Linked DNA regions of Mus musculus: region 1 is linked to region 2. Evidence: chromatin loops called from intact Hi-C (ENCODE). Cell type or tissue: left cerebral cortex. All regions are shown on one strand. Each heading gives the region's core, and the rest is flanking DNA. Links, peaks and the distances in the headings are about the cores only. Region 1 overlaps Wdr76 (WD repeat domain 76). Region 2 overlaps Frmd5 (FERM domain containing 5).

The links. A loop is a pair of places that touch in the nucleus more often than their neighbours do. Peaks named below come from ENCODE experiments on the same cell type or tissue, not always from the same donor. Only the 100,000 strongest peaks of a DNase experiment are listed, where the experiment ranks them.
Region 1: a loop joins it to region 2, with 3 times the contacts of the local background. A loop is called at or near these places in 2 of 42 quality-filtered maps.

What each region holds. Positions count from the first base shown.
Region 1 is chr2:121,513,785-121,530,553 of GRCm38, forward strand. Wdr76 (WD repeat domain 76) reads left to right here. Exons shown (of 13, transcript NM_030234.2): 3 at 3,921-4,013; 4 at 5,634-5,689; 5 at 11,668-11,797; 6 at 13,018-13,119; 7 at 13,218-13,261; 8 at 15,027-15,180. Among named protein-coding and RNA genes, the nearest start is that of Wdr76, 15 kb to the left of the region's middle. In left cerebral cortex, for the core only: a CTCF peak has its summit at 10,628; DNase peaks (open chromatin) are centred at 8,369 and 11,477; H3K27ac peaks cover 1,169 bases.
Region 2 is chr2:121,601,739-121,618,507 of GRCm38, forward strand. The region is part of intron 1 of Frmd5 (FERM domain containing 5); the gene reads right to left. Among named protein-coding and RNA genes, the nearest start is that of Wdr76, 100 kb to the left of the region's middle. In left cerebral cortex, for the core only: a CTCF peak has its summit at 10,216 (motif pointing right); DNase peaks (open chromatin) are centred at 7,640, 8,783, 10,264, 10,634 and 3 more places; H3K27ac peaks cover 3,798 bases.

The DNA of each region.
Region 1 (16,769 bases), core at 5,647-13,646, 88 kb before region 2:
GAGCCCTGGTTTTCCTGGACTTGCTTTGTAGACCAGGCTGGCCTTGAACCTCCAAATGCTGGAATTCATGGTGTGCACCAACACATCCAGCAAGGACACAATATTACATAGCTAGAAAATACAATATTCATGGGTCATAACAACAGCTGGGTAAAGGTCTTTCCTGTGTGGGGTTAGCAGGTGAACACCTCTTCGTCCGTGCTCTGGACAGAGGTTCTCCACTGTGAACTGTGAGTAGATATTGGCGATGCTTCTTCTAGGGCCCGACTTTTAGCATCAATGGTATATAAAGAATTTCTAACGACTTTTTTTTTAAAAATAATTTTTAAAATTTGGGACAGGGTCTCCTACCACTTGGCTGTCTTGAATTTCTTAAAAGTTCTTTACTTTTATTCCATACTAATTTATTTTCTTTTAGCTTTATTTGGCGTATATGGGTGTAAGTGTTCTGCCTGCATGTATGAATGTGCACCGCTTGCATGCTTGGTGCTTGTGGAGGTCAGAAGAGGGTTCTCAGGGCCTAGTGAATCATTTTACACATGGCTGAGAGCCACTGAGAACTGAACTCAGGTCCTCTGCATTAGCCGCAAGTGCTCTTAGCCAGTGAGTCATCTCTGTAGCTCCATTTTATAATCTTTGTGTGAGTGGATGCATGTAGGGGTGGCCTGAGTGCCCTTAGACTAGAGGACTTCTGATTTCCTGGAACTGAGTTATAGACCCTCGTGAGCCTCCTGATGTGGGTACTGAGAACACAACTCAGGTCTTCTGCAAGAGCATTGAGGTCAGAGGACAGCTTATAGGAGTTGGTTTTCTTTCTACTTCTGGGAATCTGCTCTTAGGCTTCGTAGGCAAGTGCCTTTACTGCCTGAGTTCTCTCTCCGGCCCTGCACTTTATTTTAAGTCTTCTTTTAAGATGGAATCTTAAATCTGATGCCCTGGAGCTTTCTGTGTAGACCAGGCTAACCTGGACCTCAGCTCTGCCTTCCCCTGCCTCCTGTGTTCTGGGCATGAAGACATGTGCCACCATGCTTGGGCTAACTCATATTTTTTTTTTTTCAGGATTTTTTTATGACTTTAGATTGTGTGTCTGAGGGGGTATGTGTCACTTATGTGTGCGAGTGCTGGATTATGGCTGTCTGATGTAGGAATTAAGACTTGAATTCTGATCCTCTAGAAAAGCAGTAAGTACTCTTAACTGCTGAGCCATCTCTTCAGCCCTCAGATTTTATTACTTACTTGTTTGATGTGTGTGCTATCAGAAATTGAACACATGGTCTTTACTGTGGTACGCAAGTGTTAAACCACACCGTCAGCCTCTGTTTCGAGTGTCTTACTATACCTAGGTTATGTTAGAGCATACTATAGGCATAATATATGTATGAGAAAAATTATATGTAAAGTTTATGGTGTTCATAGTTTCAGGCAGCCATTTAGGAGTCTTAGAATATGTCCCTTGGGGGTAGGGAGACATGATAATGTGTTTTGTTCAGTGTATAACATTTCAGAGTTGTGAGATTTTCTTTTTTTTTTTTTTACATGCTTCTCTGAAAAGCACAGAGCTTAAAACTTATGAATTGTTTATTTCTGAAAGTTCCAGTGGATGCTTTTGAATCCTGGTTGACTATGACTGAAACTGTAGGCTCAAGGATAGTGCTTGTGACACTCCTGAGAAACGACATAAAAAGTTATTCTTATGTTTATTGATTGATTTGATTGATTGTGGGTTCATGTAGTTGGAAATCAAAGCACAACTTTTGAGAGTTGGTTCTTTCCTGCCCACCTTGTGGATATGGGGGATCAAATTCAGGTCATCAAGCTAGGAAGCCACAGTTATAAGGCAGTGGTGACAAAGTTGGGCTTGTTGGCGTGTGCTGAGACTGAAAGGAGCACTAAGAGTGTGTGATCAGCCTGGACTTAGTGAGTTCCAGGCCAGCCTAAGTAGCAAGATCCTGACCCCACGGGAGAATGAAAGTGGATGGTGGAGGGAGTAGGGATCAAGCAGAGTTGGTAGAGTGGCCCCTCCCTGTAGAAGCTCTTGGATTCATTACCAGCACCCATCAGCAGCTGAGGTAGTGTATACACTTGGGATGGTGCTAGCACTTGGGAGACAGGTCGATCCAAAGTTAAAGGGTCATTCTTGGCCATATATAGGTTCAAGCCTAGCCTGGGATGTCTGAAACCCTCTCTTGGGCTGGAGAGATGGCGAAGGAATGAAGAACAATTGCTGCTCTTCCAGAGGTCCTGGGTTCAATTCCCAGCCCCCAAGTGGCAGTTCACACTTGTCTGTGATTGCAGTCCCAAGACTTCTGACACCCTCACACAGACATACATGCAGGCCAAATACCAATATGTGTGTGTGTGTGTGTGTGTGTGTGTGTGTGTGTGTGTGTGTGTGTATATATATATATATATATATATATATATATATATATATGATTTATTTATTTCTTTTATGAATGAGTACACTGTAGCTGTACAGATTGTGGTGAGCCATCATATGGTTGCTGGGGATTGAACTCAAGACCTCTGCTCGCTCCAGAGCCTCGCTCGCTCCAGCCCAGAGATTTTATTTATTGTTATATGTAAGTATACTGTATCTGTCTTCAGACACACCAGAAGAGGGGGTCAGATCTCATTATGGATGGTTGTGAGCCACCATGTGGTTGCTGGGATTTGAACTCAGGAAGAACAGTCAGTTCTCTTAACTTCTGAGCCATCTCTCTAGCCCAATAAAGTATATATTGAGAAAAGACTCTTCCAGATGTCTTGAGTTCAAGTCCCAGCAACTACATGGTGGCTCACAACCATCTGTAATGGGATCTGATGCCCTCTTCTGGTGTGTCTGAAGACAGCTACAGTGTACTCGTATACATAAAATAAATAAATCTCTAAAAAAAAAAAGAACATGTGTACATATATACACATGTATGATGTAACTATTGTTTTTTTTAAAAAAAGAAAAAAAAGAAAAAAAAGAAACCCTGCCTCAACAAAACCAAGGCAATGCCAAATGCAAACATTCCACTTTCCCTTGGAGAAGATTATTTATTTGGTCAAAGTAATAATGCACATGTTCTTAGTAAGATAATCCCACACATATATGTGTACACATACACATAATTCTATTTTGGAGCACATGTTCACAAAAATAAGGCACCCAGCACTTTGCTGCTTGTAATCCCCTGACCCCTGGTTTTTAAATTGTGGCCCAGGGAAATGGCTCAGTAGGTAAAGGTGCCATTTGCTTAGGCCGACGCTGCATTGAATCTCTAGGACCCACATGGTGAGAGAGCCAGGTTTTCAGAGCTGTCCTCTGACCTTCATATGTGGATGCACACACATTGGCATGCACAATAAATATAAAGATGTGAGATTTAAAGAATGAGCCCCAGGAATCCTGCCTTTGTCATCCAGGGGTGGGATTTGCAAGTGTGAACCACCCATGCATGTATTCATTGATTGCTTGTGTTTCATGGTTGATGATGATTAAAAATATCTTTCACCTGCTGGAAAGAGTTTGCTGTAATGCATGACATTTGGTTCCCAGTATCTCATTACTTTTTTTTTCCTCGAGACACAGGACCCTGGCTGTCCTAGAACTCACAATGTAGACCAGATTCCGAGATCCATTGACTTCTGCCTCCCAAGTGCTGGGATCAAAGGTGTATGCTACCATGTCAGGCAGATTACTTCCTTTTTAAATGGAAAACCATACAGTCATCCCAGGATAGGATTCTCCCACTATCCCATCCAGCAAAGACTGTGAACTGTTTGTTGAGATAATATGAAATAATTAGTGTCTGTGTGCAGTTTGAAAGGAAGTATCTGGGTAGAGAGTGAGTGTCTGGTTTTACATGTTCTTGCTATCAATGAGGAAGTGACTGATCTTTTTTTTTGGGTGGCTGTCGCTTATTTTATAGGATGATTTTTCAGGATTGTCACCTTATGAAAGGAAGAGACTGAGGAACATCAGAGAAAATGCAAACTTTTTTGCTTCCCTTCAGTTAGCTGAGGTATGTATGAAGTTTGTAATGAAAGTGAAGGTGATGGGCTGGAGAGATGGCTCAGCAGGTAAGAACACTGACTGCTCTTCAGAAGGTCCTAAGTTCAAATCCCAGCAGCCACATGGTGGCTTACTACAGTGTACTTATGTATAATAATAAATAAATCTTAAAAAAAAAAAGAAAAGAAACTGAGAGTGAGCTAATTAGATTCTAATCTTCCATAGTGTCCTATGAGGGAAGGCAAAATTCAAGCAGTGTGTGACGCAAGGTGGTTTGTGGTCATTGTCCTCCTGCTTTGGTACTCACTGCAGAGACCAGGCTGGTTTTGAATTTACAGTGGCTTGTCTGCCTCTACCTACCACAGTGCTTGGATTAAAGCGTGTGCCACAGTGCTTAGCTGCTTGTTTTTCTTTGTATGTCCTGTTTTAGACACTTGTGAGCCTGCTGGTGGGTGTTGCATGCTGCCCCTCCCTGAACGTAAGTGGAGGCTGGACTGTAGTATTTCAAGGTCATCCCTAAGCTACATAGTAAGTTTGAGGCCAGCCTGGGTTACATGAAACCCTATCTCAAAAATCAAGATCAGCAAAAGAGGACTGCAAACCACTTGGGAAAGTTTATTAGCCAGTAGGTTCCCAGAGGGTCTTGATATTTACTTACTGGGCTCCTCTTCTAAGCGATGTCTGATGGCAGCCCGATCCATGTTTTTAATTACCGTGTTTAATTGAGTCTAGGCATTTTTTTTTCTTTTTTCCTTTTTTTTTTTTTTTTGGTGTGTGTATATTTGGAGGCCAAAGGTCAATCATGGATAAGTCATTCAGGTGTTTGCCTCAGGAGTCATCCACTTAGGGTTTTTGAGACAGGGTTTCTCTGTGTAGCCCTGGCTGCCCTGGAACTTGCTCTGTAGACCAGACTGGCCTGCAGCTCAAAGATCAGCCTGCCTCTGCCTCCTGAGTGCTAGGATTAAAGGCTTGCATCACCATGGCTGACTCTTCCAATTTCTTGACTACATTTATTTTGAGAAAGACAAGTGCATTCTATGGCACATGTGTGGAGGTCAGAGGTCAGCTGTGGTCCTGTCCCACGTGGGTCCTGGAGCCCAAATCCAGGTTGTCAGGCTTGGCAGTTTTGTTTTTACAGAGCCATCTCACTGGCTCTTTTATTTTGAGACAGCCTTGGTAGCCAAGCCGGCCGTGAACGTACTGCATTTGTCTTCAGACTCCTAAATGTTGGGTTATAGATAAGTGTGAGCCACCTCACTCCACATAATAGGTTTTACAGTTCTCTTTTGCAGTGTTGTGAATACAGGCACTCCTATGCATGCTGAGCAGGTGCTGTGCTTCAGAGCCACACTGCCCGTCCTGTGGTAGTATGTTTACTAAATACTGTATTTAATCCTGTAAACTCATAAGCACCTTGGTTCAGGAACCAGAATGCCAGTATGTTAGATGGCGATATATACTCGCTTTTGTTATTGACAGGCGGTATATTTATCTACTAACAATAAGTATCACATCTTAAGACTCTATATTTTCTAAATAAACGTAGCTATAGTAGCAGACACTTAATGGGTAAACAGTGTAGCTATATGGTAGCATATTTATGTGTACATATATGTTGTGTGCTTTTCAGTCGGCTGCACGGCTCCGTGGGATGATAAAGAAGCGCGAGTCACCTGAGTCAAAGAGGTAAAACAGAAGAGGATGTGCTTAACATCCTCTGGACCGAGAAATGTTGCTGAGGGTTTCAAGTTGGACCGAGAAATGTTGCTGAGGGTTTCAAGTTTGCGACAGGGCTCAGGCCTCAAGCTTCTTACTGTCTTCTCAAGTGTTTGGGTCATGGGCGTGTGCCCTGTTGCCTAGCTCACACATTTATTGTTCACAAAGATTGGTGATTCCTTGGAAGTCATGTGAGTCTGAAGGTTCTGGCATTTAGTGTTTGTAGAGGCAGAGGTATCAGGTTGGTAGCGTGGGGGTTGTAGTTGGATAGTAAAGAGGACAGAGCCTTTGAAAGTGAACAAATCTGGGCTGGTTCAGTGGTTAACAGCTCTTCAGTCGACCTAGGTTTGGTACCTAGCACCCTCATGGCTGCTTAAACTTACTGCCAGGGAATTTGACCCCTCTTCTGGTCTCTGGGGACTTCTGCACAATGTAGAGATTATAAGCTCACACATACACTCACAAATATACATTAATAATAAAATTAAAAAAAAATTTTTAAGGTAGAGTTTCTGTGGCCGTTCTGGAACTTGCTCTTAGACCAAAGCCAGGTTTAAATTTGTTAAAGAATTAATTTTCGTGTTTTTCAAGACAGGGTTTGTCTGTGTAGCCCTGACTGTCCTGGAACTCTTTCTGTAGACTAGTGTAGCCTCGAACTCAGAGAGATCCTCCTGCTTCTGCCTCCTGAGTACTGGGATTACAGGTCTGTGCCACCAGCCCTTTTTTTATTTTTTTGCATCTCATGCAGATGAGACACACCTTGTAACACAAGCTGTCTTGAACTTGTGAACCATCGAGTGATGCTTATAATCTGATGCCATTTTCATATTTTTTGGGGATTATCTTTTAAAGTTTCATTAAATTTTGTGTTTATGGGTGTGTACATCCTACAGCAACTTGTGGGAATTGATTTCCTTCCACCATGTGGGTCCCAGCCTTGGCTACAGGTCCCTTTGACACTGAACCATCTTGGTGACCCAGATTTATTCTTTCATCCCCCCATGTGGGGTGTGTAGTGTGTGCTGTGTGTGTATGTGGTGTATGCAGGTGAGTGTGGGCACGAAGGCTGTGTGAATGCATGCACAGGTGTGTAGTGTGTGCTGTGTGTATGTGGTGTATGCAGGTGAGTGTGGGCATGAGGGCTGTGTGAATGCATGCACAGGTGTGTAGTGTGTGCTGTGTGTATGTGGTGTATGCAGGTGAGTGTGGGCATGAGGGCTGTGTGAATGCATGCACAGGTGTGTAGCATGTGCTCTGTGTATGTGGTATGTGCAGGTGAGTGTGGGCATGAGGGCTGTGTGAATGCATGCACAGGTGTGTAGTGTGTGCTGTGTGTATGTGGTGTATGCAGGTGAGTGTGGGCATGAGGGCTGTGTGAATGCATGCACAGGTGTGTAGTGTGTGCTGTGTGTATGTGGTGTATGCAGGTGAGTGTGGGCATGAGGGCTGTGTGAATGCATGCACAGGTGTGTAGTGTGTGCTGTGTGTATGTGGTGTATGCAGGTGAGTGTGGGCATGAGGGCTGTGTGAATGCATGCACAGGTGTGTAGCATGTGCTCTGTGTATGTGGTATGTGCAGGTGAGTGTGGGCATGAGGGCTGTGTGAATGCATGCACAGGTGTGTAGTGTGTGCTGTGTGTATGTGGTGTATGCAGGTGAGTGTGGGCATGAGGGCTGTGTGAATGCATGCACAGGTGTGTAGTGTGTGCTGTGTGTATGTGGTGTATGCAGGTGAGTGTGGGCATGAGGGCTGTGTGAATGCATGCACAGGTGTGTAGCATGTGCTCTGTGTATGTGGTATGTGCAGGTGAGTGTGTGGCTATGAATGCTTGTGTGCATGCATGCACACATTGGACATAGTCGCTCTCTTATTCTCTATCTTATTTTCACTGAACTGGAAGCTGTCTCTTTTGAGCGAGGCTAGTCAGCTAGCTCTTAGCATCCTCCTCATTTCACCTTCTAATGCTGGCCTTAAAGGTCTGCATGTCTACATCCAGCTTTTTACACGGTGTAGCAACTGACCACCTGCTGAGCCGTCTCCCCTCCCAGTTTGTTTTCTGAGATGGGTCCCCGTGCAGCCCTGTTTGCCTGTACCTATTCCACTGTGTAGCTCAGACTGGCTTCAGACTTGTGGTTCTCTTGGCTTTGTGTTGTCAGTGCACACTGCCTCATTGCAGCACCCACTGCCTCAGTTTATTCTATGGTTAATGTCCAGATTTTTATCATTATGAAGAGTGCTTCTCTGTACCTGCTTTAATTATCTAATATTTATACCTGTAAAGAGGTGGAGGTATAAACTGAGATAAAAACCTGCTACCTCAGGGAGGTAACTTTATTTTCTTAGCTATACACAGAATATCTATTTAGAAGCATGATCCTGCTACCTCTTTAGAAATCTCTATCTGTCCTCAGATTTAGAGGGCTTCTAAGCTCTCTTTCCTAGAAGACTGTTTTAGTGTGTCCTGCCCACTGCTTCTCTGCTGTTACTGAAAGTCCGAAGAGACAATTCCTGTCTCTTACCTTGAGCTCCTTTCATAACTGAGAAAAGGGAAGTCAGAGGAGAGAGAAGGTAGGGATGTGAGGAAGGAGAGAGGGAGAGAGATATATCGAAGGTCCTGTTGCTTATAAAAAGTCTCTTGCTCCTCCCACACAGTCTTGGCAGGCTGCGCCTCATTATCATTGTGGGTGGTGCTGCCAGCCAAGTCTGTAGGAGTGAACTGTTTTACCTTTAAGGTGGGGATAGCTCAAGGCCACCCAATTGTCTTTGCCTCAGGTCATAGACCTCTCTGAAGCTACTTCCCTTAATAGGGAGGGTTGGGGTTAGGGTTTAGGGTTAGGGTTAGGGTTAGGGTTAGGGTTGGGGTTAGGGTTGGGGTTAGGGTTTAGGGTTTAGGGTTGGGGTTGGGGTTGGGGTTAGGGTTAGGGTTAGGGTTAGGGTTGGGGTTGGGGTTGGGGTTGGGGTTGGGGTTGGGGTTAGGGTTTAGGGTTTAGGGTTAGGGTTGGGGTTGGGGTTAGGGTTAGGGTTAGGGTTAGGGTTAGGGTTGGGGTTAGGGTTAGGGTTGGGGTTGGGGTTGGGGTTGGGGTTAGGGGTTAGGGTTAGGGTTAGGGTTGGGGTTTAGGGTTTAGGGTTTAGGGTTAGGGTTGGGGTTAGGGTTAGGGTTAGGGTTAGGGTTAGGGTTGGGGTTGGGGTTGGGGTTGGGGTTGGGGTTGGGGTTGGGGTTAGGGGTTAGGGTTGGGGTTTAGGGTTTAGGGTTTAGGGTTAGGGTTGGGGTTGGGGTTGGGGTTGGGGTTAGGGTTGGGGTTGGGGTTGGGGTTGGGGTTAGGGTTAGGGTTAGGGTTGGGGTTGGGGTTGGGGTTGGGGTTAGGGTTTAGGGTTTAGGGTTGGGGTTAGGGTTGGGGTTAGGGTTGGGGTTAGGGTTGGGGTTAGGGTTACCGCCTTAGTAGGCGGCAACTTTCCATTCCTTAGCATTCGTATCTATGGAGGCTTTTAGAGGCACACCCAAACTGAACTGTCTCCAGGATGCACCTAACTGCTTCTGAAGAAGTCATTATCTATCTAAGCTTTTTTTTTTTTTTTTTTTAAAGATTTATTTATTACTATATCTAAGTACACTGTAGCTGTCTTCAGACACACCAGAAGAGGGCATCAGATCTCATTATGGATGGTTGTGAGCCACCATGTGGTTGCTGAGATTTTAACTCAGGACCTCTGGAAGAGCAGTCAGTGCTCTTAACCACAGAACCATCTCTCCAGCCCCCCTATCTAAGCTTTTATATTTTGCTAACAGTTAAGTTTTCTCTGTACAGTAATTAAATGTCCTGTAAGAATTGTGTCATGGGGCTGGTGAGATGGCTCAGCAGGTAAGAGCACCCGACTGCTCTTCTGAAAGTCCTGAGTTCAAATCCCAGCAACCACATGGTGGCTCACAACCATCTGTAACGAGATCTGACTCCCTCTTCTGGTGTGTCTGAAGACAGCTACAGTGTACTTACATATAATAAATAAATAAATCTTTAAAAAAAAAAAGAATTGTGTCATGGGAGATCCCTGGGGGTTGGAACGGCGCAATAGGCAAGTGGTTTTTAACCACTGAGCTGCACTCTAGCCACTGTTCAGAGCATTCTGAAGTCTGAGCAGTTGTGGGTGAGTGGGGGTCTCTGGAAATAGATTCCTATGCAGCTTGTATGAGCAGCGTGTAAATCATTACCTATGCTATTACCTTTTTTTTTTTTTAAAAAAAAAAAAACATTGTTGGTGAGCAAATCCAGAACTTCACCATTGAGCTACATTTCCAACCTTATCCATTAGTTTTTGGAAGTACTCTAAGAGGCATCTCTTTCCTCAGCTTTCTCTCCCTCTGGTTTTTTTATTTGTTTCACCGCATGTTTTTAGTGGTTCACTGTGTGTGTGTGTGTGTGTGTGTGTGTGTGTGTGTGTGTGTGTGTGTGTGTGTGTGTGTGATGGCCAGGGGCCAGAGGCTTTCTCTCTCAGAGATATACCCTAAGTCATATTTCATTTTTATAGACGCATATTATTTTATTAGATATGGTTTTTCTTTTCTTGTTTTAATTGCAAAGTTTCTTAGATTTAGTTACTTGTGTGTATGAATGTTTTGCCTGCATGTATGTCTGTGTACCACATGCATGCTTGGTGCTGAGCAGACCAGGAGAGGGTGTGGGTCCCCTGAGGCTGGAGTTACGGATGGTTGTGAGCCAGGCCTCCTGCATGAACAAATGCTCTTGACCACTGAGCCATTTTCTCTGGCCCTAGTTGTTTTGTTTTGTGTTTTCCTCGAGAAAGGGTCTCCCGCAGCTTTGTAAAGATGGAACAGACCTTTAATCCCAGGAAGCACTCAGGAGAGAGAGGCAGGCTCTGTAAGTTTGAGACCAGCCTGGTCTACAGAGGGAGCTCTAGGACAGCAAGGCTTACACAGAGAAACCCTGTCTCAAGGAAAAAAGGGCAGGGGCCTACAATGTATCTCAGGGTGTTTGGAACTCACCATGTAGCTTACAGGCTGGTTTCTAACTAATGGAAATCTTCCTGTCTTTATGATTGCTGGGTTATAAGTGTGAGCCACTATGCATGGCATTGTTTGAGATAAGGTGTCTCTGTGTAGCCTTGGCTGCTAGAACTCCCTGTGTAGACCAGGCTGGCCTGGAACTCTCAGAGACCTGCCTGCCTCTGCCTTCCAAGTGCTGGCTGGGCTTAAAGGCATGCATGCACCACCACTGCCTGGCATCTGACATTATTCTATTAGATATATATGGTATGTTTTGTTTAATGGCTCTCAACTTCATTGTGCTAAGCTTTTTAGTTTAGGTTATTTTGAGACTTTATTAAAATCAGTGCTGCCCAAGAGATAGATCAGTGGTTAAGAGTACTTGACACTCCTATAGAATACTCAGGTTTGATTCCCTGCAATTACATTGGGAGGCTAACTACTGGTTGTAATTCCAGTTCCAGGATATTTAACAACCTCTTCTGATCTCTTTGGGCAGTGTATGTATATGGTTCACGTACAAATAAGCACACACACACACACACATACACACACACACTCGAGTATGACAGTGCAGCTTTGTATATTTATATATAAAATGTGTGATTGTACCTCTGGTACACATTCTTAGATGTTCATTCCTTTAAATTACTAAGTATAGGACTGGAGAGAGGGCTAAGTTGTCAGGAGCACACATTGTTCCTCTCCAGTGTCCTGGACTTGGTTCCCAGAGCCCACAGAAGTGACTCACTAGCATCTGTAGCTCCAATTCCACATGACTGGATGCCCCTGGCTTTCTTGGGCACCAGGCACACTCATGGTATACATCAGCTTCCACAGGAACACCCAAGATAGCCATAAAAATAAATTTAGAAAGATTTTTAAAAGTTGCTAAATGCATTTTACTATTCAGTGAGAAAAGCATGCGTATTTCCTCCACTCCTTTAGAAAGAGGCCTAAGAAGAAAGAAAATGAAATTGGATGTCGAAGGTCCATGCGGTTGTTGAAAGTAGACCCTTTGGGAGTTTCATTACCAGCATCTCCAACACAGCCAACATTAGTAGAAGAAGAAGAAAATGTAAGAAGAAATACAAATGAAGTGCATTTAGCTTAAGCAGAATCTGAAGAATGGTGTAAAGTATTTGAAATTATACTAGTGGATCTTTGTTTTGTTTCAATTTTATTGATTCAATACTTGAATATTGTATGGCTTAATAAGGCTTTAGAGTTGTTAGTTCTGGGTAATAGTTTGTTTCTCTGCAGGAATTGTGGAGTTTTGGGCAAATCACTTGCTCTTCGTGAGCTTCAGTTTTCAGATTTAAAAAATGTGGGTCCCATGTGTAATCTTGGTGTTTGGGAGGCTAATGCAGGAGGATGGTCACAAGTTTAAAGAGAGTTGAGTTTCATAGTTCCAGGCTAGCCTGAATAGAGAGTAAGAATATTCCTAGAATAAAAGAACAGAAGTTCCAAAATGTTATAAAAGGAAATTAAGTAGAATCCATAAAGGTCTTCATAAGAATTAATACTGAGTAATATATGACCAAACTGATAAAGGATTGAGCTGAGGAGCTGTCTCACCGGGTAAAGTGCTTCCTGTACAAATGTGAGTACCCAGCACCCACAGAAAGCTGGGTGTGGCACCGTGTACTTAATTCCATAGTGAGGTGGACAGCAAACAGTAGAGACCCTGTTTCAAATCAAGATAGAAGGTGGGACCACCAACACCAGAGGCTGTCTGATTTCTACATATTTCTATATGGGTGATGGGCCTGTCCCTCCACATTCACTCGAACACACACGCACATACATCACACATACACAAAATGAAAAAAGAGGATCCCTTGACATAGCTTTTTTAAAGAAAAAAAAAAAAGTGAACTCTTGCAGTCCAAATAGTTCAGGGTGACCTTGAGTTTCTGATCCTGCTTCCACCTTCCCAGTGCTGGGGTCAGAGGTGAAATCCACAGTAGCCGGTTTGTGTCAGGCTCACTAGGCAAGCATTCTGCCACATGAGATTCATCTTAGGCCTTCCTTGGCATTAATTTTGGAAGATGTTTTTCTAGGGGATTACTATGTAACTGAGGCTAGCCTGAAACTCATGATCCCTGCTTCATCCTCTTGAATGCTGGGATTACAGGTGGGTACCATAGTGCACTGTGTGACACCCAACCATTTTGAATGACTGGTGTACCACAGTTTCTGGTGCTGAAAGGAAGTAGTGACAATGAGGACTGAGCCCCTAGCCCTTCTCAGTTTACATTCTAGGACAAACCATGGTTTGCCTTTTCTTTTTGATAGCCTTTGTTACCTCCTGGACCCTTAGAAATGATTCCTGAAAACCAAGATGACAGCAGTGAACTGTTGAAAGCATCTTTGAAGACATGGGCAGAGATGAGCCAGGTATCACTTGGGATGGTTTACGGCTTTTAGGATCATGTACTAAGGAAATTTCATGTATGCATATTCACTTAGCCCTTTGGTCTCTTCTAATGTTGTAGACAAGTAATGAGAAGACCAAGAAGGGGCTGTCTAGTATTAAAAGGTAAGTTAAAATTCCTTGGCTTTTACTTTTGACCTTTGTTTTATACTTTGAGATGCTTGCAATATAAAAGGTGTAATGGATACTATTATAGGAAACCTTGAAAAGTGAAAAAAAATCATCCGTACTATTTCTATGCTAACAATGGTTTGCTTGCTTGATTTCTTTGTAGTGTCAGGGATTGAACTAAAGCCTACAGTGTACTAGGCAAGTGCTGTACCACGGAACTATGTCTCTAGCCTTATTTTATGCATATTTTATTCATTTTTTTACCTTTTTGAGACAGTCTCATTGTGTATTCTGGCTAGCCTCAACCTCACAGAGCTCTCTCTGCCTCCCTCCCCTCTGCTCTGTCTTCTGAGATTAAATGTGTTTGTCACCACACCTGGCTCTATGTATCTGAAATACTTATGTGTATGAATGTTTTGCCCACCTGTACATAAGGGCACACTGCATGTGTCTGGTGCCCACAGAGGCCGGAAGAGTATGCTGCATCCCTGGGAACTGATTGTAAGCTGCCTTGTGGGTGAAGAATAGCAACTGCCCTTAGCCCCTGAGCCATCTCTCCATCTCTCTATGAAGTACCACGAAGTTGTCCAGGCCACATTGTACTGTGCATCATCATACCCCGCCTTTTCTCTCCTCTTACACAGTTCAGGATTCTCTGCTTAGGGAATAGATCAAACTACAGTGGGTGCATCTTCCCACCTCAGTCAAGATAATTCTCTACAGACATTCCTCAGACCTACTGGACTCTCCAAGTGATTCTTGACAAGTGATTCTAAATTGTGTCAGGTTTAAATCAGTATTATCACCTGAAAGCAGTCAGGCCTTGGCTTTGCAGTCCTCACTTCTGAAGTTGCTAAGATATAACCTTCAGCAATAGGCCTGGCCTGACACTGGGTGGAAGCTTTATGAAGGCAGAGTTTATCTCAGCCCTATGACAGCTTGGCATATGGTATATACTCAGTGCTGAGTACAGGAATTCACATTTTATTTAAATACATGGTGTGCGTTCTGTGTAACTCTAACGTGTATATACTTCCACACTGTGCCTGTGTCGTGCGTGTCTGCACAGTTACTACATCGCACTTTCTCTTGCCCTTTTGGTGTTTGGAGTTAGTTTCTGTTTAGTTTGTGTGTGCGTGTGTATGTGCATATATGCTAATAGCCTGTTGGTTAGAGTTCCAGACATGGGACTCATGAGCCATGCATTGGGGACATCCTTATGGCTTTTACTATACACCATTGAATCAGTTCCCTGAACTTTTTCTAAAAATCTTTTATGCTACTAGCAGGACAAGGGCCAGGAGTGCGGATCCTCTGTGGCTGCCTCTGCCAAGCTGTGTCTCCAGGACAAGCATATCAGATTTAACTGTAGCCTCCTAAGGCTTGCTGTCATCATTAAAATGATCAAAGTTAATTTTATAATTGAAAAATAATTACCTTGATGACTTTGTTTTCTGTTGTCACCTGGGAGTTGGATATTTGCCAGTATTTACCTTGTACGTTTTTTCATTATCATAAGCAAAGAGTTATTTTTTACTTTCTTGGACTGTTGAGGTTGTTTTATTTATTTATTTATTTATTGGTTTTTCAAGACAGGGTTTCTCTGTGTAGCCCTGGCTGTCCTGGAACTCACTTTGTAGACTGGGCTGGCCTCGAACTCAGAAATCCGCCTGCCTCTGCCTCCCTAGTGCTGGGATTAAAGGCGTGCGCCACTATGCCCGGCTGGTTGTTTTAATTTTTAACTTACCAATTTTTGTAGCTATAAAGCCAATTTAAGTGGCATGGTCATCAGTGAGGCTACTGTTCGTAAGGTGACCAAAGGAGCAATCTCCTCCGTGGCCCTCCACCCATCAGAAGTGAGAACCTTGGTAGCAGCTGGGGCCAAGTCTGGACAAATTGGACTTTGGGATTTGGTAAGTTGTTGTACTACTACCTTTTGGAAGTTATCTGAAGTCTGCCTGACGGAAATGTGTGAAAGAAATAGCCTAGAACATTTATTTATAAATGTTACTTGAGATTTGTTGTTTTGTGCTTTATGATTTTAAATTTTAGAAATCTGGTAGAGTTTAAAATTGTTTTATAGAACTCTAGCACTTTTAGCTTGAATATCTTTAGCCATCTGGGTATAATTATCTGGCAGAGACATTAAGTGTATATGTGAAAATCACATGAAAACTCTGAGTTTTAACATTATGTTCAAAATAGTGTCTGATAGGATCTGAATGTTAAGTTTTCCTCCATATTTGTGGTGAATTTTTAAAGGTTTTCCTTTTCTTTTTCTTTTTCCTTTTCTTTTTTTTTTCTTTTTTCTTTTTTTGAGACAGTTCTGTAGACCAAGCAGGCTATGAAATCACAGAGTTCTGCCTGCCTCTGCTTCCCAAGTGCTGAGATCAAAGGTGTGTGACATGCCCAGCTAAAAGATTTTATTTTTTAACTAACCTTCTCTCTCTGTCTCTCTGTCTCTGTCTGTTTTTTTTTTGAGACAGGGTTTCTCTGTATAGCCCTGGCTGTCCTGGAACTCACTCTGTAGACCAGGTTGGCCTGAACTCAGAATTCTGCCTGCCTCTGCTTCCTAAGTGCTGGGATTAAATTAAAGGCATGTGCCACCACTGCCTGGCTTATTTTTATTTTTTAATTAAAAACATTATATATATGTGTGTTTTTCCTTGCATGTATGTCTGAATTGTTTTCCATAACTGGTGCTCACAAAAGCCAGAAGAGCGTGTTGGATCTTCTGGAACTAGAGTGTCAGACAGTTTTGAGAGGACACATGGGTACTGAGTCATCTCTCTAGACTGTTTTATTTTTTAATGTTCATGCGTGCGTACACACGCTTGCGTGTGATGTGTGTGTGTGTGTGTGTGTGTGTGTGTGTGTGTGTGTGTGTGTGTGTGTGTGTGTGTGTAGAGCTTGGCAAAAGAATTGATGATCTAGGTCTGGACACTCCCTCAGCTGTTAAGAGCTCTTACTGTTCTTCCAGAGGACATGGGTTCTATTCCCAGCATTCACATGGCAGCTCACAACATCTGTAACTGCCGTTCCAGAGGATACAATACCTCCTGGCTTCCCCCTGTACCAGATACTCACATCAACATGCATGCAGGCTCTTAAGAGTCTTTTTCATTCCAGAGCTTCCAGCATGCGAGGCAAATACTCTACCAACTGAACTACAGTCACAGCACTTACTTATGCCAAGTAACTTTAAATTTCAACTCCTGAGTCTAGAATTTCTTTTGATTTTACATATACATATATATATATATATATATATACACACACACACACATATATGTATGTATGTATTATGTATCTAAGTAAATGGAGGGGTTGGTGATGAATCTCAGTAGGATGCTTGCCTAACATGTATAGTTCTTGGATGTCCCTGGACTTGCTGTGTTGACCAGACCAGACTGGTCTTGAGGTGGTATGTTGCCATGTTGCTTTGACTAGCTTTAGCAGTCCCCCTTGCCACCAATAAGCTAAAGTGACCCTCTTTTCTCAG
Region 2 (16,769 bases), core at 5,955-13,954:
TGAGTCACCAATCCAGCTCATATTTTCTTAATGCAGTAAATTAAAGGCTGGGCTTGTAGCTCGGTGGAAGAGTGCTTATCTACCATTTATAAGGCCCTGGGTCTGATCTCCAGTAACACACACACACACACACACACACACACGCACACGCACACGCACATGTAATGAATTGTATCTAACAAATAGAATTCTAAGTTTCCCTTTCCCAGAATGACAAACAGGACTGAAACTGAGCCTGAGTCTGAATGATAATGTTCAACTCTGTGGGCTAGCAATCATTTTCACACTAAAGAAAGCTCTGTGCAGGAAGCAATACCTCTGAGGAGGAGGAGCTGTGCAAAAAGGGTCTCAGCTTTAAGGCTGGCAGTCAGGAACTAGATTAAAAAGGGGACGTGGTGGTGCCCACCTGAAACCTGGCAGTCGGGAGGCTGGGGAAGGAGAAGGAAGGTCAAAACCTGACAGGGCTCTACAGGGAGTGAGCCTCTGTCTCGACATAAAACAACAACCGAATGAAGTTTATTAAAGAGAATTGCCTGTGCTCAAGCATTGTCAAGTTAGCTTTGGAAGCTGCAAATTGCTTTTACTTTTAAGTTGAGTCTCTCCCAACTCATTTACGTTTTCATTAGCTAAGGGACACTGGGAAATGTGGTCACATAAATTTCTTCATTGATTGAGTTTTACAAGTTATGGCTGCTAGGAATTCACCATTTAGCAGTGTGTGAAGGTCAAGAATATGGAATTCCAGCTAAAATCTGAACTGACGGTCTTAAAGACCAGAGTCTCTAGACATATGCCCCTCCTTCCCATACAGCAAAATCTAGCTCAAAGACTCCTGCTGGGAAGCAGGCATTTCCAACTGCAGTGACTCAGGACTCATTACGAGATCCAACAACTTGGCTTTCCAGAGTCCGTGGGGCTTTGACGATCTAAATTAAGGTTTGCTTAATGGAGTGGCTTTGCTTTAGAAAACAGTTTTGTTGGAAATCTGAGATGTGCTTCCCCTAAAATACATTTAATGTTACTCATCTGGAATAATGGGACAGAGGGGACCAGGATTACTTACCAGCTCTTAAGTGTTTATAATGAAATGAAATATTTGCTACTTTCAGTGATGATATATGTAAAGTAAAAATATAAATTAATCATGAGTAAGCAGACATTAACGAGGACACATGGTATATATTTATGAATAATACTGCTCCACAAAAGAGAGTTCCTTAATATTAAGGACTGGGCTAGGTATATAATTCTATGGTAGAGTGTTGCTTAGCATATGTGTGTTCCTTGGTTTGAGCTCCAATACCACAGAAAGTTTTTGTGTGTGCATGTATTAAGTATATAAGATCCAGAATTTTAAGATGATTATAAGATCCAGAATTTTAAGACCATAGATAATTTTCAGATTCTTTTTTTTTCTCTCTTTCCAGAGACCATGGGGAGTGGACAGTCTAAATCAGGCTTGCTTAACGGAATGGCTTTGCCTTAGAAAATTTTGAGATATGGTCTTATGCTGTAGGCTGGTTTGGCCTGAAACTCACTATGTAGCATAGGTTGGCTTTGAACTAGCAGCAGTCCTCCTGTCTCAGGTTCCCAAGGTTATAGCAACCAGCAGCCACCTTGTTGCTTTAGCTCTGTACTGAGTGGATTAACATTCTCCCAAGTTATGTGCAGGTAGATCCTGGACTATGCACGTACATGGAAAGGAGGTCTTTAAAAGTATTAGGTCAAATGGGGTCATACTGGGTTAGGGTAGGCCCTGAATCTAATTTGTATCCTTCAGAGAAAGCACACTGGAGTCATGGGACAGACAGTGACATGTAGACAGGCAGGGACCAGCCATGGAGTGTAGCATTTCCTTCAGAGGAACCTTGGCCTTGCTGGCATCTTGATTTTGAGCATGCAGGCTCCAGAACTGTGAGAGACTAAGCTACCTAGTTTGCAGTTATCTTTCATGGAAAGCCTAGAAAACATGAATGCCTCTTCTCTCCTATAGGGCCAAAGGCCTCTGATGGCTGGAGTAAGAGCTGCTCTTCCAGAGGACCTGGGTTTCATCCCTAGCACCCACAAGGCAGCTCACAAACACTTGGAATTCCAGTTCCAGGGGATCCAATGCCTCTTCTGGCCCCTGTGGGTACTAGGCACACATATAGCACACAGGTATATATAGAAGCAAAACACCCATATACAGTAAAAAAAAAATTCTGCTTCTCCTCAGACCTGGCTGTTGTGGTTTTCTTTCCTTCTCACAATAAAGTACCTTGCCCTCCCCTTCTTTAATTAAGGGTCTCTTAATTATAGTGGCCTCTTCCTCCTGGGATTGCTAGAATTACAGGCGTGTGTTACCATGTGTGGCTCAGAGTTTACACTGCACTGGGGGTCTCTGTGATTGACATCTCTTCTCTTCTCTTCTCTTCTCTTCTCTTCTCTTCTCTTCTCTTCTCTTCTCTTCTCTTCTCTTCTCTTCTCTTCTCTTTTCTCTCTCTCTCTCTCTCTCTCTCTCTCTCTCTCTCTCTCTCTCTCTCTCTCTCCCCTTCTTCTTTTTTTGAGACAAGGTTTCTCTGTATAGCCCAGGCTGTCTTAGAATTCATTCTGTAGATCAGGCTCGCTTCAAACTCAGAGATCTGCCTGCCTCTGCTTCCCCAAGTGCTGGGATTAAAGGTGTGTGCCACCACCACCACCCAGCAATATCTCCTTATTTTTCAATGCTATGACTCATCGGTCACTTCCCTTTCTTTCCCATCCCCAAGCCACCAGATACCCAGTTTTAATCAAATCTGCTTCTTGACATTATCAAACCCATCTCCCTGTTGTTTCTCCTCTGCACCTCTGGACGTGTGTGGAATATTCTCTTCTGTCTCTATTTGTTTACATTCTAGCCAGACACGAACACTTAGGCAAAACAGCACTGATTCTCAGCAGAATTATTTTCCTTTATTTGTATATTATTCCATCATTTGCAATATTCTGTTTTGTTCTAGGTCAACATTCAAGTTCTTAAAACTCTATAAATGCCTTAAGGGCTAGGGCTATTTTCTCTTGTTACTTCTGTAGTCCCTAAATACATATCTTGACTTAATCCCTATGGTGTGTACTATGAATCAAGGTCCTCCTGGCACTGCTGTGGCCTTGTTATTTAATGGTCTCATATGTGCCTGTGTGTTTAGCCCCACTGATACTTAAATTCCTCATCAAATAGCTCAGGCAGGAGTTCAGGGTCAGCTTACGCATCTGGGCAGGACTCACACACAGAACTCAAGGGTCCTCTGCCTGCCTCCCCCACCCCCTGCAGAATTTTCCTCCATTCCCCAGCTGTTGCAGTTGTCCCAAAGTTTGGCCTCTATGAGTTTGACATAAACTGCATTTCCTTGCCCTCCCTATATGACACCAGATGGGGTGTGTCCATAAGCCACCAGCCACCAGTGGGGAGGTGACCCCTACCACATCCTTTCCCAAGGGCAGACCCAACTGCAGTTCCTGTCTGCTTTCTATGAAACCTCAGTGGTGCTTTTTATGTTTCACTAGCATTGAGCATCTTCTGTGGGCAGGTAGGGCTCAGCGGGAAGTACTTGGTCATTACAGAAAGCAGCACCTGCCTTTGCTAAAATTCGGGATGTCATTGTAGACACCCTTCTGCCCCACGCAAAGAACTACAAAGAGTATTAAACAGATGCCAGAGTTGTCCTCAGTTGTAAACAGAGGGGGTGGTAACTGTTCCGAGTCTTCACTTAATTAAAGGCATAGTGACGTTGCTTTTGCCTGTTACATGAGGACATCACTACAAATGAGTGGATACTGGATACTTAACGCCCAGTTTAACGGCTGCTAGGCTCCTACCATCTACTCGATGCGAAGAAACTAAGAGGAAGCAACAGGGTGGGTAACCAAAGGCTTGCACTTGAAATGTGCTGAAGTGCACACACATTTTACGATGACTTATGACGCTGACATTGGTGTGGGTCACAGAAGACAGAGCAAAGCTTCCTATCTCCTTTTAAATAAAGTTCCCAAGGTCACCCTTCCTCTGTCTCCTCTTCCAGCTCCTGAAACACTCTCTAGTCCTCCTGATCACATCATCATCATCATCATCATCATCATCATCACGATGTGGCTTTTTGAGATAGGGCTTCAAGTAGCCCAGGTTGGCCTGGAACTTGAGATGTAGTTGAGTGCAACCTTGAACTCTTGATCCTCCTGCTTCCACATCCCAAGTGATGGAATTATAGATGTACACTACCACTCCAGGCTGTTCTTTTTTTTAAAAAAAATTTTTATTACATTTATTTACACCTGTGTACATGCATGTGTGCTATGGTACCCATGTGGAGGACAGAATATAGAACTCTTGGGGACTGGACCTGTCCCATTACCATGTGGGTCCTGGGGATTGAACCAGGCTCAATTGAACAAGGCTATCATGTTTGGCAGCAACTCCTTACCCTGAGTGTTCTAGCCCATCCTGTCTCCTTCTTTTTTTCCTTCCTTCCTTCCTTCCTTCCTTCCTTCCTTCCTTCCTTCCTTCCTTCCTTCCTTCCTTCCTAAGATTTATTTTATTTATGAGTACACTGAAGCTATCTTCAGACACAAACCAGAAGAGGGCATGAGATCCCATTACAGTGGTTGTGAGCCACCATGTGGTTGCTGGGAATTGAACTCAGGACCTCTGGAAGAGCAGTCAGTGCTCTTAACCACTGAGCCATCTCTCCTGCCCCGTTCTATTTCCGATTAGTAATGTTTGTGACTGCCGGAGTTGTGTCATGTATCTGTTTCTGCTTATTGTGACCAGGGTAGCCTTACAGAGCAGCACCTCCATGGTCTCCTCCTCCTCTCTGTTTGAGCGTGTGTGGCCCATGTGTAGTATGATCGTGAATGCCTATGATTTGACAGTTCCTTCTGTCACATTTACACATTCCACATACATGTGGAAGGGAAGCATGCTTAAAGATGGCAGAATCTGCGTTCTGTGTGCCAGGCATTGTATTTACACATTATCTCTATGCTTCTCCAGTCTTCAGATGAGGAAATTTAGGATCCGAGTCACTGTTCTGTTTTCACTCCAACCCACAGCCCCCACCACACTGCGGCACTTCTAATGAATTAACGTAAAATGCTTCAGGGACCATGACAAAGAGGTCTAGGCTAGCAGAGGATGCTGGATTGTGTTGTGTGCTTACGAGGCTTTGGGGTACAGTGGTTGACTGAAAGGGCGTTAGTGGGGGCTAGGTGTGGCAGGTGGCTTGAGGGGCTGTACAGATGGAAGAGACCGAAGACTGACTCCTGCTCTTTTTTTTTTTTTTTTTTTTTTTTTTTTAATTTCGAGACAGGATTTCTCTGTGTAGCCCTGGCTGTCCTGGAGCTCACTTTGTAGACCAGGCTGGCCTCGAATTCAGAAATCCACCTGCCTCTGCCACCACCACCCGGCTGACTCCTGCTTTCTTAATCCTTTCTCCTACAATGTAGCCTCATAGCACCCTGTCTGCTCCTCAGATACCTCAAGCTCACTTTAAAGATAGACATATCCAAATGCTGGCTTGGTTAATCCATCCACTAAAATTAATTAAGGCTGCTACGTTGGAAGTCCTGCAGGCAATTCAGTCTTTAAACCTTGAGTAACACAATTTCAAACACTAAACCACCCCTTTGTTTACTTATAAGCTAGAAACGTATAAGCTTTTAAATTCCCTGAATATCCTGCCAATTTGGTCCAATGGGAAAAGAAACCCTTCTTATACCTGTAGAAGTGACTCCATTTAAAGTTAGTACTTGTTCTAATTTGCCTCCTATTGTAATGACAAATACCATGACCAACAACAACTTAGGGGAATAAAGGGTTTATTTTAGTTTGTACTTCCAGGTCTCAGTCCATCATTGAAAGAAGTCAGGGCAAGAACTGAAGCGGGAGTTCACCAGGACTGCTTGCTGGCTTGCTCTATACTTCATGCTCAGCTAGAGTTTTAATACAGTCCAGGACCACCTGCCTGGGGAATGGTGCTACCCACAGTGGGCTGGGCCCTCCTACATCAACTAATAGTCAAGACAACCCCCTACAGACATGCCCATAGGCTAGTCTTATCTGGGAAACCTTTCTTTTTTTCTTTTTTTTTGTTTTTGTTTTTTCGAGACAGGGTTTCTCTGTGTAGCCCTGGCTGTCCTGGAACTCACTCTGTACACCAGGCTGTCCTGGAACTCAGAAATCCGCCTGCTTCTGCCTCCCAAGTGCTGGGATTAAAGGCGTGCGCCACCACGCGGGGCTCCTGGGAAACCTTTCAATTGAATCTCTCTTTCTTAGGTGACCCTAGGCTGAGCCAAGTTGACAGTTAAGACCCAACTAGGGCATGGCTTAAATAAAATTTAACAAGACCCTGTCTTGAAAGGAAACAACAGTCTCTCTCCCACAAAACAAAACAAAAACCCAGAAAAAGGAGGAAAAAAAGAAGACTGAGGAGGAGGCAATAGAGGATTTAAATCACTGACTGAGGTGCGACCATCAGAAGGCAGGTGGAAGGCCACTCAGGAAGCGAAGACAGTTGCACATTAAGATCGTACACAGAGGGGCTGGTGAGATGGCTCAGCGGTTAAGAGCACTGACTGCTCTTCCAAAGGTCCTGAGTTCAAATCCCAGCAACCACATGGTGGCTCACAACCATCCGTAACAAGATCTGATGCCCTCTTCTGGAGTGTCTGAAGACAACTACAGTGTACTTACATATAGTAAATAAATAAATCTTTAAAAAAAAAAAAAGACCGTACACAGAGCCCTGGGAAAAGCAAAGCTTTTCATAAAGTCACCTCACTTACCACTGAGGCAGCGGCAGGTGAAACATGAAAATTATCAGATAACTTAAGCCCTTCTCCAGCTAAAACTCCTCCCACCCACCCCCACCCCGGTATCTAAAGCTTTCCACCCAAGATGGTAACAGCTAACAAATGGGTATGCTAACATTTTAGGAATAGCTATCTATCCTTGGGCTTCTCCTCCCCCAGGTGGACATCCTGAAGCGGGGTGGGAAGAAAGAAGAGAATCTATCTCTTGTTGGAAGAGCATCCAGTGTGGTGCACGGGTTACTTTATCGTCACGACATCCTTATGAGGCAGGTGATGGATGAGATGCCATAGAAAGGATGGGTGGCTTTCACAGTAAGTGACTGAGCTGGCCAACCACAGACCTGAACACATGGTCTCTGCATTAGCAGGCATTTCCCAAAGTTGACAGGTTAAAGCTGGCTGGAGGGCTGCTGCCTGGGAACTAGGCTAAGATACATCAGAAGCCGCCCCAGAGGCATCCGCATTAGTCTCTGCTACTCAGCCTTATTTTTAAGCCATGGAGAAGAGGAGGAAAAAGCTTACTGGAAGCTATCCTTTCAAATACGAACAAGCCAAAGAGTTAAAAATCTGCTTGGATTTCTGACATGTTCACTCCATTATATTAAAATTTCCACTGAATGTCAAACACTCCTTGAGGGGAACATTTCGGTAGCTTGGTGGCTGAATCATGTAGCAATTATGAGTGTAACTTCTAAAGCAGTTTCCAGAAGGAAGGGGGATTTTTTTTTCAAAGTATGTATAAATATACACACACCGCGATACTCTCCATATAGATATCTCCAAGCCAGGCTCCCATTTTTAGGGTCTATTTATATGCAACCAGCTCTAAGACTTCTCAGAAAAGGACAGGCCTGCACCGTCGCCCAACTAACATCCTGCAGAGCAAAACTTCTCTTCCACTTGTCAGGCATGACCCACTTTCAAGGTTCAGGGTCCGTATGAGTCACAGGCGTATCTTCTAAGGACCCTGATGCCTGCAAACAGCCCGTGAGGTGAGAATGCTAAGAGCTCAGTCTGCTACCTCACACTCTCGGCTCAAACTACACTGGCGGTGGGTGGGTAAAAAAAAAAAATCTAGACTTGTGGGGACCTTTTCAATGGGACACTTTGCTTTACAGTCAGACAGGCCAGAAGCAGAAGCATGCGGAAGTCAGGGCTTGTCCTACCCACAGGGAGGGAGCTCAGCACGGCTTGCACAAGGCAGGTCACAGGCATCCAAGTTTCCTACTTTGGTGGCCTGTGTGGATACCGTTCTGTACCCTTCTCTTACACTCTCGGGTCCTCCGCTTTTGCAATGGCCTGGACTTCCCCTGAATTTTCTAAACCAGACTCCAGGCCCTCTTAAGTTTGTATCTGGAGACATAGTCACTCGCACGCATTCTTCCTGCTAGACCTAAAGCTCCCTTCAGGTAAGACGAACACCCAGTCCTCCTTTTGGGAGCTCCTGGAGCCTTGCTGGTAGATGCTCAGACAAGAGACTTAAATTGCTCCTTAAGTGGGGGTCTCTGAAAGCCATCTGCAGCTCAACAGAAGCTGGAAGGCTGTTCAGCTACCACCCGAGCCTCAGCGGGTCACTCCTCACACAGCACTAGGGTGGTCAGATGGCTCCCTCGCATGCTGATGGTGTTTCTGTGTCAGTGTGCTTTGTGTGCTCCCAGCATCCCTAAGGTGAAGCGGTCTGATCAGGCGATGACTGTTTAAACACACATTAATCATGCATTAGAAGTACTAGGATGAACGGCACAATGCTCAGGGAAGTATCCTGGACACAAGGCATCCATTACAGACAGCAGCGATCGCTCACGGCTTGCCTGTGTACACATTTGGAGAGTAAGTGTACTCCAGGGAGCTTCGCTTACTTAAAAAAAAAAAGATGGAAGAGGGAAAGATGGCATCTGCACGCTTCACAGACACCGGGGCTTAGGAAGAAGACTTGCCAGGCAGCTGGAAGCTTTGGACTTTACTGGTCGACCTGACAGATGAGCTGTCCAACATAAGTATCTGTCAGTTTTTTCAGCTGTGTTCAGCAGTGTCCCTCTTCCTTCTTAGCTGTAGAACCAGACACTTCCTACACTGCCCCGGCAGACTCTGGTTACAAATGCAGGCTCCATGCCTGACATGGGGGCTGGGGGAGCTGTCTCATCTCTTCCAGGGTTAGGGCAACTTTGAAAGGCTCTTTAGCTTAGCGGCCACCTATGACAGATGTGTGGCAGACGGGTGGTTAGAGAGTGGAAGGAGGGAGCAGAGGGCCAGTGAGTTGCTGCCAAGGCTGATGACCTGAATCTGATCCCTGGAATTCACTCCGTGGAAGGAGAGAAACAATGCCCACAGTTGTCCTCTTATCTCCACGTGTGTTCTACAGGATGTGCATATTCGTGCGTGCACAGTGTGCACACACACAAATGTAATTACAAAAAAATTCGTCCTGGGTCCTTGGAGTTGCTGATTCCATACCTCATCTCAGTTGAGGCGGGCATACATGAATATTGATGTAACCACTCCTTTGGGCAGAGTCATTATCAGTTGAGCCTCAAAATCATCATTTTATCTAAGTGACCACAGACCAAGGTCAAGTACTCACTGGGTAAATCTGAGTTCAGTGTGAGCGTAGCCTAGGATCTGGCATCTTGAGATGGGGAAGAGAACAACAACTGCACAGCTGGGACATCTTTACAACAACCTGTAGATTCTCAGCTGCTGAGCCCTGAGAGAGAAGCCAGCTGCCCTCACTGTCATTTTAGTACTTTTAAAAGCAGGAACACACACACACACTAATATAATGCCTTTCATATAAATAGAAGTCGATCACATTTTAAAAGCTGGTAATATGTAAGAATGCATGAAGAAAACACTAGAAAAAAAAACCCTTAAATATCAGCATACTAAGGTACTAAAGTTACTTCAAGGTTTATTTTTAATCCTAGTTTCTAAATGCTGTATGCATGACATATAATCTTGTTTATTATTAGTGTCCCTATGTGCACACATGGATGCATGCATGCCACAGCCCACGAATGGAGGCTAAGGGGATAACTTTGTGTATTGGTTTTCTCCTTCCACCCTTATGTGGGTTCCAGGAATCGATTTGTGAATCGCCACCTACCAGATGAGATAGCGTGTGAAGTCCCTCAGATAGTGGCATGCCATGAGATGCTTCTGAGGGTTAGACTGGGTAAACTGTTCAGAACGGCCCTTCTCTATGGCGGCGAGGAGCTGAAGGAACATGCCTGCCGCCCCTTTGAGGATAAAGGAACGACAGCCCACACAATCTACTTGTCCCAGGCCTGACTCCCATCTTGGGTGGGACACTATACTAAATGGATCCCATGGAGTGCGTTCTGCTGGGCTCCGGTTTGTACAAGCACCCTCGTGTTTCAGGGTTGCTGTGTAGTGAAGCTGCCAGTGGGGGGCCCCATCAAAGGTGCCCATGCAGCTTTCCCAGGAGGAGTAAAAATCAAACAACAACCTGCTCTGCACAGCCATCAGCCTCCTCACCAGGAGGGGAGAGCTGGGGCAGCCTCACGCTGACTTTTCATCCTTCCCCAGATAAGCAAATGCCACACTAAATATGTATCCCACACACACTGTATCAGGAAGACAGAGCCACCTTAGCATTTATGCTCGGGCCAGGGCTCTGTTGTGTGGATTACAGTCAACTGTAATGAAATGACTCTTCTCTACCACAACCTAATTTCCCCTTATGCCATTTTAATGAGATTCCGCCCAGTGTCACACAGGGGTACGTGTGTAATTACCCTGCATAACTCCGCCAACAAGAAAGGAATGCCATTTCCTCACCCAGGTATTGCAAAACCAGCAACAGCTCAGCAGTCCATCTCCCTTGGTGCACTGCTGCATTTTAGAGCTCTGGGGAACACAGACATCACAAAGATGGTGTGCTTGGGCTATGGAGCTCTAGCACTGCAGACTGGCGACCCAGAAAGTGCCATGTGAGAAGAAAGGGAGCCCCTAGCCTCTGAGTCAGGTCCTCTTTAGCTGGGACAGATGATGTCTGGATGTGTGGCTGTTGTACAGCTTGCTGTAGCTTGTTAGGAGTTGCTGAAAGAAAGATGGATTGGCTGCAGCCTTCGGGTAGTTCATCTCGGAAGGGAAGTGAGCCAGAGAAGGGGATGGAGGTAGAAATAGTTTTGTAATTTAAGGACAGCTTAAGTCAGCAGGAACTGAAATGAAGATGGGGGGAGGTAAAGTCTGGGCCTGAGAAGTGGTATAACTAGGGAGGGGTGTGGCCCTCGCTGTGGGACGGCCCTCCTATGGTTCTCTAAGTCCTCTCTACCAACAACTTTGCTTTAGACTTCGATAGGAAAATGTTCTTGCCTTTCCCCAAGGGCTCTGAAATTAAAACCACAGCCCAGGGACTCCTCTTGCAGGCCTGTGCAAGGGCAGAGCTAGGAGCTCACCATTGTGTCATCTTGCCGTACTTAATAAGGAGTCCTCGAGGTTTCCCTAAGGAAGCTTAAATGCATGGAACCTGCCAGGCAGAGCTTGAGGAAGGACCACACTTCACAAAGACCTTGTTGGCTGCTCCTTGGAGTTCCCCCTGGAAGCAGACCCACCTGTTATTGTGTGGATTCAGTGAGTAAGCCTACTGCGGTGTTCTGAGTAAGAATGGCCCCCATCGGTTCATAGATTTGAATGCTTGGTCACCAGGGAGTGGCATTATTAGGTGTGACCTTGTTGGAAGTGTGTCACTGGGGGTGGGCTCTAGGGTTTCAAATGCTCAAGCCCAGTGTGTGTGTGTGTGTGCGTGTGTGTGTGTGTGTGTGTGTGTGTGTGTGTATCTTCCTGCTGCCTGCAGATCTGGATGTAGAACTCTTAGCAACTTCTCCAATACTGTTTGCTTGTGTGTTGCCATGATCCCAGCATGACTACAATGGACTAAACCCTGAACCTGTAAGCCAGCTCCAGTTAAACTCTTCACCTTGAAGAGTTGCCTTGGCCATGGTATCTCTTCACGGCAATAGGACACTGACTATGCCCTCACCTATAGAGCGCAGCTTCTATAATGCACACACATCATCTGTAGCTTTTCCCCCAAACATACGGCAGCATGAGGTCCCCACAGGTGAACTTCAGAATAATGAGCTACACTGAGCTTTTTAAAAACTGAAGAAGCCATCTTTCATTCTTGGCCCAACCCTTGATGGTAGAGGGAGGCAGGGGGAGGGACAGAATTAAAGAGAAAGGTGCCACTCGCTCCTGTACTGGAACTAAACACTCAACAAAGAGGAGGTTTGGTCAGAGGGCACTGGGAGAACCCATGTGGATAATACCTGGTCTTACCTTCTTGTCAGCATGGGGCCTCCCCAGGCTCTGCTTACTGGGCATGCAGGCCCTTTGTTTGACTGCCCCCCACCCCCAACTCCTTCTTCACACAGCCTTAAACCACAGCTTTAATTTACACTCTCTGTGTAAACAGAGCACTTAGCAAGCTCTACTTCATACTTTTGCATTTGTTACCTCCGAGGGTGCTATTTGCACCTAGGTGTGTGAAAAGTAAAACGCCAGTAATAATGGCAGTTATCACACTCTAATCCTTTCCACGGGTATCCCGGGTATCCCGAGCTTGCCTGTGATTTGTACAGGCACAGACAAAAAAATCCAGAGCCAAGTGGAACAAATGGCCTTCCTATTTAACTCACTTTTGATGACTACGATTGTTCATTCTCATCATTAGTAGATGGCATCTACTGTTCACGTGGGTATGTGCATGTGTACCTGAGGGTGCGGGTTCACAAATGCACAGGAGTGTGGAGCTCAGAGGTTGACACTGGGTGTCTGCCTCAATTTTCTCCACTTTATTGTTGTTGTTGTTAGTAGTAATACTTCCCTTATTTTTGGTTTATCAAGACAGGGTTTCTCTGTGTAGCCCTGGCTGTCCTGGAACTCACTCTGTAGACCAGGCTGGCCTTGAACTCAGGGATCCACCTGCCTCTGCCTCCTGACAGGCATATGGCACCACTGCCTGCCTCACTTTATTTTTTGAGATCGGGTTTCTCACTGAAGCTAGAGGCACAGACTCAGCCGGGCTGGCTGGCCAGTGAGTCCCAGGGGTGCTCCTTGCTCTGTCTTGCCAGTGTTGAGACTACAAGCTCATGGCACCATGCCTGGCTTCCGGGTGCCAGGGATCAGAACTTAGGTCCCTGTGCTTCCTTGCCCAGGACTTCATCGCAAGGCTCATCTCCTTAGTGGCCCTCCTCCCACTGTGTAACTGGCAGATGCTAGATGCTTGCTAAGTTTCTGTTCTCTGAGAAAATTCTGGGCTACTTGGGCAGAATGATGATTAGAAAAAGATGTGGGGAGGGGGCCTGGAGCCACTCTGTCGGAGCCTGCGGGTGCCCAGAAGCAGTGAGATATCACCAAGAAAAGGACAACTCAGTTTGTGACCTTCACATTCCTTTCTGCTTGGCTCCTGTCACTGGGAACTGGCACAGAACCACAAGGCTGTGATCCAGTGTGTTCTGGACCAGATGCCTTTGCCTGTAAGTCACCAGGTGGATGCCTTGATGGAGCTGAGACTGGGAGCAGATCCTCAGCGCACTCACTGCTGTCACTGGCCAGGAGGTGCCGCGGGATAGTGACTCTGGCCTGGAACTACTCAGCCTCTGTGTGGTTCCTTATCCCTAACGTAGGGACTGAGAGGCCAAGTAGGAGGTGGGGAGGGTTGTTGGATGAGTGATGTCAAGGAGTAGGCATAAGAACGACTCCACAGAGGTACACGGGGTTGCTCTTTCCTTGCTCTGACACCATCCCCAAATGTGTAGGTGACAATGTGTGTAGGGGAAGGTGTGACTCATCCTGGTATGCCGCATCTGAACAACTGCTATGACATTTCTCTTAGCACTTTCGTAGCAACTCCTTCTATATGGCTTGGCACTTGACGTATCTACCTTCTCTTGAAATAGCCTTGTCTAATGAGGGATGAGAGAGGACATTCTATGCCCTTAGTGAGACTTGTTTCCATCGTCTTACAAGGCCTAAGACTAAGAGATTGACTTTTTTCCCATAAAGTTTTCTTAAAATATTTTTGAGACAGGCTCTTGCTACGTTACCCAGGATGACCCTCTTTTTTTTTTATTCTTTCTGACTAGTGTGTGGGTACACACATACATATGTGTCCATGTCTGCAGGCCAGAGACCCCTCATTGGGTATCTTTTCCATTGTTCTCTACCTTATGTTTTGAGACCTGGAGATCACTAATCCAGCTAGGTTAACGAGCTACGGGGAGCTGCTTATCTCTCCGACTCCTCAGACTGGAATTAGAGGTGCACTGTGTCAACTTTCAGCTGGGCACTGCAGATCCACACCCAAGTCATGTTTGTGCAGCAGGCACATTACTGACTTGAGTTGCCTCCCCAGCCCCTGCCTGCCAGCTGCCCTTTTTAGATGTCTTCCACTATAGCCCAAGGAGACCTGGAACTTGCTGTACTTCTCAGGCTAGGTTTGACTTGCTGAGATCTTCCTGCCTGTCTTTTAGATTACAAGCAGGTGCATTACACATAGGACTTTCTTGGGATTGGATATTTGTACAGTTGGGTCATTCCCTCAGCCTTTCAGAGTATGTACCTTGGGGGAACCTGCTATGTCTATCCACTCAAGATTTACCCACTCAAGCCTTGTCAATGAACCTGGCCACAGTACTCCATAAACCCTGGCTAAACTGGTCTCAGAAATGTTCCTTCTGCATGCTGTTAGGTATCAGCCATTTGGCACCCATAGCATTCTCGCAAGCTCTTAATTACAGTGGGCATCCATCTCAATGGAGAGACAAAGTTCCCATCTCTCAAAAGTGTGGTACAAAGAAAGCTGGACAGACTGGCTGGGTTTGTTTGGGTGTCCCTTAACTCTAAAATATATGGTGAAATGAAAATAAGGGGTTAGAAAATGTAGAGCTACCCTGGAGAGATGGCTCAGAGGTTAAGAGCACTGACTGCTCTTCCAGAGGTCCTGAGTTCAATTTCCAGCAACCATGGTGGCTCACAACCGTAATGGGATCTGATGTCCTCGTCTGGTGTGCCTGAAGTCAGCGACAATGTATTCATATACATAAAATTAATAAATAAAAATGTTATGGGAGAATAATAAATATTAGTGAACAGATGAAAGAGCAGTTGGGTGAGTTTAGTCTCAGAGAAAACATTCAGGAAGGCTTTCTGGGAATGACACAATGTAAGATTTCCTAGATAAATCTTTAGGTCAGTAGGGTGAGGTTGAGCGAACCATATACCCTATTGTCTAGATCAAGTGAATACACTGCTGAGAAATTTGACATAGGAATATAGTGAGTGAAATGAGAGTCTGAAACAATTGCCAGCCAGAGGAGACAGTGAGCTTAAAGATACTTCATTACTTTTTTTAATTAATTTTTTTGTCTATATGAGTGTTTTACCTAAATGTGTATATGTGTTTTGTGTATAAAAATATAATAAAATGCCAAATACAAGCTCCCTACAACACCACCACTGGAAGAACATTTCCTGATGTGGTACCCAAAGAGACATCTTGGAAAAAAAAACATGCATGGTTCTATGTCCCCTCTTCAGGGACATGTTTCCCCCGGATGTGAAATAGGTTTTGGCAGCTGCTCAGTATTGTTAGACCAAGGGCAGGTCAACTGCTCTCTCAGGCTTGAAATGAAGTTATCATCACAAACCAAAAATACTCAGCATTTGACCAAGAAAAGACAGCCAATGGGGATCCAGTTGCCATGAAGGATTTCTTGTTAATCTTGTAGCAGTAACTGGAAGTCTGATGTGTGCACATGAATGGGAATAGGGAGAAGCAGAGAGATTGCCTGCTGGGTGTAGGCCCTGGGCATCGTTAGCTTCCAAACCTGCATGAAGTTTGTGTATTTGTTTGTTGTTGTGATCGTGGTGGTTTTGGTGAGACAGGGTTCCCCTGTGTACTGTGTAGCCCTGGCTAACCTGGAACTTGCTCTGAAGACCAGGCTGGACTTGAATTCAGAGATCCACCTGCCTCTGCTTCCCAACTGTTGGGATGAAAGGTATGCACCACCTTGCTGACCAGAAATTGATTTTGAGCCAGGATCTTGCTACGTCAGACTGGTTTCAACCCTCTTGCCTCTGTCTCCTGGCCTGCACCACCTTGTCTAGCTAATACACGACCTTTTCATACATTTTCATGAGCTATCTCTGAAGGAAATAAATCTTCCAATGAAGGAACAATGATTCTTCTACATGTCCCGACTCTGATTATGGTCAAGAAGAAACCACCCGTTTCAGAGACCAGTTCCTTCCAGGCAGGGTCCTTGGTGGTCAAAGGGAACCAGTTTTTGGTATTACAAATGGGGGACGGAGAATCCTTCTGGGTTTCGGGTATTGACAGGATACTACCTGTGGATAAGTCAAAGATGATGCTAAATACATGCAAACGGGGATCATCTAGAAAGTTACTCGTCGCTGTATTCACCTAGCCTGGATGAAGGCCACTTCCTCAGCACTTCACAGACTAACTTGAACATGACCTCATCACACTTCCCAACTAATGCTTGGTTTGGTCTAATCCTATTTTTTTATTTACATAATAATCTCTAGAGCAGATAAGGTTTTATTTCTCATAAATTTATTCTAACCACTGTACTACCAGGGAGCTTTCTCAGAAATTTATGGGCTTTTACAAAGGAAGTTACTTTGGGGAAATTACTTCAAATGCCAAGGAACTCAAGGGACTTAATCTTGGAATTTATGGTTCTATTTTTAATGTTTTAATCCTGACACCTTTTTTCCCCCCTTAAGTCCCTTCAAGCATCAAAGGCATAAATCAGCTCCTACACAAAAGCTCCACCACGAGGGACATGAGCTTCCTGCTGACGGCCTTCAAATCAGGTTTGGGTTTTTTTTGTTTGTTTGTTTGTTTGTTGGTTGGTTTTTTTAGAGAGATGTAAAAAACAAACAACATCAAGGCACTT